Regions from separate parts of the Homo sapiens genome. Here region 1 is linked to region 2. Evidence: chromatin contacts called from ENCODE Hi-C data. All regions are on one chromosome and are shown on one strand. Each heading gives the region's core, a stretch centred on a gene start or an enhancer-like site at or near the end of the contact. The rest is flanking DNA. Distances are from core to core; before and after follow the strand shown.

Region 1 (2,831 bases), core at 331-2,830, 480 kb after region 2:
CTGGGTGCGGTGGCTCTGCAGAACCTTTAGGCACCGAACTGAAGCCGCGGGTCCGGTGCGCGGACACTGCGCAGGGCGCTGCTACCGACTCACATGCATGCGAGGGCCCGCTCCTAGGCGTTCTGCCTTCCTGGACGGATTGTTGGTAAAACGTCCCCTAGAACGGCCGGAGCCAGGGCCCTCGGACAGGGGCGCGAAGGGCCCGCTCTTTGCCGTCCTCGGGTTTCCCAACGCGGTGGTCGTGGCCCGCGGGCCCCACCTCGCGGCCCGCCTGGCCGGCCGGAGGAGCAGCGGAGGCCGAGCACTCCCCGGTCTCGGGTTCAACTTCAATAAAAGGGCCCAGCCCGCCCTTGATCACGCGGCTTGCCTGACAGCCCGGCTCAGGCCCGGGCCTAATTGAGCCCGGGTCACCTGGGAATAGGTTCAAAGGCATCAAAGCCGTAAAAACCACCTCCAGGCCCAGAGCCAGAGCGGCCTGGCGAACAAAGAGCCCCCCAACCACTTCAAACGCGCTCGCGCTCGCCGTCCAGATGGCCCGGGGCCGGGGTCCGTGGTGTCGCTCACCGAGGCCGGGCCCCACACTCCAGCCACCCTGAGCCTCCTGCTCGGAGCTGCCCGCGGGCTGCCAGCGCAGCGGAGGCTGGGCCCGGGGCAGCCTCGTGCAGCTCCCGGAGCGCCCTCCGTCCTCTGCTGACCCGCGAAGCGAAGGCGGAGCGCAGAGGCTGGGGCCGTACAAGGCGGGCCGGCAGGCGCCCCAACCCGCGCCCAGCAACCCGGGTAGGGCCAGGCAGGCGGGCGCGGCGGGTACCGGGCGCTCCCGCAGAGGCTCGCTGTGGCGTTGTTTTAAAGCTGTTAGAAGGAAGGTTCGGGAAGGGCGTCGGGGCCGGGGCTCCCCAGCAAGCCAGGGTAAGAAATGGTCCCCGACACGCACGCTGGCCGAAGGGTGGCATCTCCACGGATCTTGGCGGCATGTCCTTGGGCACGGGCGTCTCCAGGGGGCCCCGACTGTCCTTACACTGGCGGTCCGGACACCGAGACCCCTGCCCGCGCAGCTCCCCAGACCCCAGGCCTAAGCTTGCGGGCCGCGGTGCAGACTAGCTGTGCGCCCGGGGGCGGCCAAGACCCACACAGGTCGAGGAGGCTCCTGGCTGCGTCCTCATCTTCTGGGAGCGCATCTGGGACTGGACTCGCCTCTCTAGCCCCTCACGCCCAGAGAGAGAACCCCCCAAAGCCCAGTGGGGGCCGATCTCTACGTTGAGGCGTAGACAAAGCCAGGCTTGGCCGGGCCTAGGGCTCGGGGCGGCCTGAGAGTGCCCTGCGTTCGGGGTGGGGGCGCGGGCGGCGGGCGAGGACCCGGCCCCCGGGATGCCCTCCGCGCCGGGGCCGAAGGGGGAGGCAAAACTGAAAGTGCCGCGCCGGGGGGCGGGGGCGGCCGGCGAAGGCCCCAGAACTTGTCCTGCCCCCGGCCACCGCGGCCAATCAGCGCGCCGCCCTAGCTCCTGACAACTATTTAGCAACCCAGCCCAGCTAGAGTTTCCAAAAAAGTTAGAATAACTTCCTCTCCCGGAGACCTCGGTTTTGCACAAGCCGGCCTTGAAATCAGAGCCTTTCCAGCAACTCCGAGAGCGTGTGCTCGGCGACCGCGGGCTTGGCCAGCGGCGCGCGCTCGGCGCCCCGGCGCCCCCAGCCCCACGCGCGCCGGGCGGGCGCCATGGAGGAGGGCTCCAGCTCGCCCGTGTCCCCCGTGGACAGCCTGGGCACCAGCGAGGAGGAGCTCGAGAGGCAGCCCAAGCGCTTCGGCCGGAAGCGGCGCTACAGCAAGAAGTCGAGCGAAGATGGCAGCCCGACCCCGGGCAAGCGCGGCAAGAAGGGCAGCCCCAGCGCGCAGTCCTTCGAGGAGCTGCAGAGCCAGCGCATCCTGGCCAACGTGCGCGAGCGCCAGCGCACCCAGTCGCTCAACGAGGCCTTCGCGGCGCTGCGCAAGATCATCCCCACGCTGCCCTCTGACAAGCTGAGCAAGATCCAGACGCTCAAGCTGGCCGCCAGGTACATAGACTTCCTCTACCAGGTCCTGCAGAGCGACGAGATGGACAATAAGATGACCAGCTGCAGCTACGTGGCCCACGAGCGCCTCAGCTACGCCTTCTCCGTGTGGCGCATGGAGGGCGCGTGGTCCATGTCCGCCTCCCACTAGCGCCGCGCCACCCACCTCCGGACCGGCGCGCCAGGGTAGGTGCTGCGCGCGCGACGGGCGCCCTCCGCTGCGGGGGGCGGGCGGCAGGGGCGCAGGGGCATTGGGGCCTGCTCGTGTCTCCTCGGCGAGGCCCCGCGGGCCGCGGGGGCTTGGATGCCGTGCGCTTTTCCTCTTAGCAAGGAAGGCGGGCGGGCGGGACGCTCACAGTCCCAGGGACACCCCTGAGTGCAGACTTCCACGCGAGGGTGTCAGTTGGGAACCGGCGGACCGGTGACTCCCCCGGCGGGTTCTGAAGATACTTAGACAGATGGTCGCAGTTTTCATTCTCGGTGGTGTGTGGGTGTCCGTGGTTGGCGGTGGAAGGAGCGAGCATCAGAAAAACCTCCTGGGGCCGGCTGGGGACTGGGATATGAGGACCAGCTGCCCTTTGCGTCCGCCGCAGCGCAGGCCGCCCGCGAAGCTGCCCGAGCCGGGTGTTGCCGGGCGAATGGCTTCGCTTTCTTCCTGGGCAAGGGTAGAGCGCGTCCGTCGGGCGGACACTCAGATCTACCCAGCTGCTCGCGCCTGGGGTCCCCGGCCGTCGGCGCCCTGGCCTGCCCAGTGGGCGTAGAGGTGCGGGCCTGCGGCTCCAGGGTTT
Region 2 (2,758 bases), core at 252-2,751:
TAGAGGAACAGGACTTGGCTGAATGAATTAGGTTTTATTGAGTTTTTAATTTAATGTGGGTAAAGCAGGCTCAGGAGGGCTGAAATGGACGAAACAATGGCACAACTTTATTACTTTTCTCCAGGGTATGGATTATAGGGGATATTTTAGAGTAAAGAAACACTAAGATTCTTGGCATTAAAATGCTTCGATTTCCTATTTATAGCAGTGATGCATATATAATTTTTCATATTGGACTGTTATTAAGGTTTTTCTGATTGAAATCTCCGTACGGTTTCTTCTGGCCAGTAGACTTCCTCCATCCCCAGATGTGACCCCTTTTAAACTAATAAAGCCTCTTGATAATACTTACAATACTTGTCACAGAGGGCAGGACTGACATTCACTTAGTGAAGGGCTTGTATTATACCAGGCTTTGCTCTATGTAAGTTTTATATTTTCAGGAATATTCTTAAATCCCTTAAAGAAAAAAAATGAAAATAAAGTAGAAATACATTTATTTTAGATATTGTTATTAATAATTTTTTTTTGAGACGGAGTTTCACTCTTGTTGCCCAGGCTGGAGTGCAATGGCGTGATCTCGGCTCACTGCACCCTCTGCCTCCCAGGTTCAAGTGATTTTCCTGCCTCAGCCTTCCTAGTAGCTGAGATTACAGGCGCCTGCCACCATGTCCAGCTAATTTTTTTTTATTTTTAGTAGAGACAGAGTTTCACCATGTTGGCCAGGTTGGTCTTGAACTCCTGACCTCAGGCGATCCACCCGCCTCGGCCTCCCAAAGTGCTGGGATTACAAGCGTGAGCCACTGCGCCTGGCCATTGATAAATACTTTGTAAATAAAATACACTGTGTCTATACTCTTACATGATGCACCATGTTAGTTTTTAAAACTTGGGAGTAATTTCTGTATATTAGTATTTTGGGTTCTGACTGGGTTTCTAGGTAGCTTAACAAAGCTTTTATTGTACTACAATAAAAGTACTTTGTACAAGTAGAGTTCATTTACAGTAAAAAATGATAGAAAATAATGCTGTTATTTTAATAGTAATAACCAAGCAATTAAAGTAAATATATATTTTTAACAATTTTGAAATTAGCTTTCTAAGAAAAGCGGGTTTAGAAGCAGGCAAAGCATTCACTTGTGAAAGACACTTTTGGGAACTTCAGAGCCTTCAGAGATTAATGGTAGTGATATTAAAAGTGGAGCGCGTTCCACTGTCTTCCATGCGGGAGCTTTCTGGCTCTGCTGCTTTTTGTTGCAGAAGCATCCAGTCCAGAATGAGTTAGGTGTTTTGTAAGTTTCTTTCAGTCTCAAACAGTCTGTGCTCTTCCCTTGATTTGGCCTTGACAGTTTTGAACAGTACAGCTATTTTCCTGACTGGCCCCCGGTTTGGGTTTGTGTGGTGTTTCCTTGTGATTAGAGTCAGACTTTGCATCCTGGGCCGAAACCTTCCAGAAACGAGGCTGTGCTGCCTTTGCTGCGTCTTGCTGAGTGGTTCAAGGTTTCAGATTGTTCCTGACTGCAGACGCTCTCCGTGGCCTCTCGATGTGGATGCTGTCTGCCAGCTTCTCTGCAGTCAAGCCGCTCCTTTTCTCTTTGTAATTACTAGCATTTTGGAGGAAGTACTTTGTACAATCGAAGTACCCTGTGCTTCACTAAGTTTAATCATTTGTTTGTATCATTATGGGCTTGTGCCTTCCACTTGGACTCTGTGGGCTGTAATCTCTTACTGCCATGATTTTCATGCGCAGATGGCCTCAGATTTGGCTCTGGAGAGCTCCTTCAAGCTGGCTTTGTGTCCTTTCAGCCTGCGCCCAGCATTCTTTGAGCTGTTCCTTGCTTTCTGGCTCATCCTGTTCTTTCCCTGCTCCAGCCCCAGAATCAGCCATTTCCCCAGGAGACCTGGGTCCTTTGATTGGAGAATGGAGTGTTTGCCACTTTTGGAGGTTCAGCTCTCAGGTCATCTCAGTGAACAGAGCTAGAGGGGGAAAATGTATGTGTCTGTGTTTGTTATATATGCGTGTGTGCATGTCTGTATGTATGTGTGTATATATGTGAACGTGTATGTGTGTCTGTAAGTGTGCATGTGTATATATGTGTGTGCATGTCTATGTGAATGTCTGTGTCTGTGTGTGCATGTGTGTATGTTTATGTCTGTATTGTGCATGTCTGTGTATGCGTATGTGTGCGTGTCTGAGTGTATACATGTATACGTGTGCATGTCTGCATGCATGTGTACATGTGTATATATGCATGGCTATGTCTGTGATATATGTGTATGTGCATGTCTGTGTATGTGTGTGTACATGTGTGTGTGCAAATGTCTGTGCCCTCCCTACCTGGTCTCCCTGGCCGTGTGGGTGCCCTCTCCCTCCTGTGCTGGGCTCCTGCCTCCATTCTCCCTACCCCGGGCTCTCCCACCCCCAGCCTAGTGTACATGCTTCCCTGGCATTGCCCACTTCATGGCTTCAGGACCAAATGGCTCAGGAGGGAAGATCAGTTACTGACTTTCCCCTGGAATGGGCATCTCATAAGGTGAAGACCAGTGCCTCTCATCTCCCTCTCGTGGCTAGCATAGCAGTGGACGTTAAGTGCATGTCATCAACTGTTGAAGAGATGAATTTCATCGCCAGTTGAACAGAAGTTAGAAGAGAAAGGGGGAAGTGGAAGGGAATGAATGATAAAATGTGGGGAAGCACTTGCCAGAGGTGAAAAACGAAGCTATGTGCATTTAGGGGAATTACGGACATTTTTCATGC

The links. A loop is a pair of places that touch in the nucleus more often than their neighbours do. Pooled maps may share reads with other maps.
Region 1: a map of IMR-90 shows a loop between it and region 2 (4-fold over the local background). The contact joins the promoter of TWIST2 here to the enhancer-like site in region 2. A Hi-C loop is called at or near these places in 1 of 168 maps with a recorded cell type or tissue (IMR-90) and 5 of 50 pooled maps.

Annotation. Positions count from the first base shown.
Region 1 is chr2:238,846,505-238,849,335 of GRCh38, forward strand. TWIST2 (twist family bHLH transcription factor 2) reads left to right here and starts at 1,581. Exons shown (of 2, transcript NM_001271893.4): 1 at 1,581-2,229. The coding sequence starts at 1,712. The coding sequence ends at 2,194. LOC100287387 (a long non-coding RNA gene) reads right to left here and starts at 1,403. Exons shown (of 1, transcript NR_157851.1): 1 at 1-1,403. RefSeq lists enhancers at 1-27, 28-538, 2,072-2,581, 2,582-2,831.
Region 2 is chr2:238,368,158-238,370,915 of GRCh38, forward strand. The region is part of intron 15 of TRAF3IP1 (TRAF3 interacting protein 1); the gene reads left to right. Among named protein-coding and RNA genes, the nearest start is that of TRAF3IP1, 49 kb to the left of the region's middle. Within about 2 kb of position 1,502, at least 3 of the 41 ENCODE cell types and tissues checked have a DNase peak (open chromatin) inside an H3K27ac peak, as active enhancers do.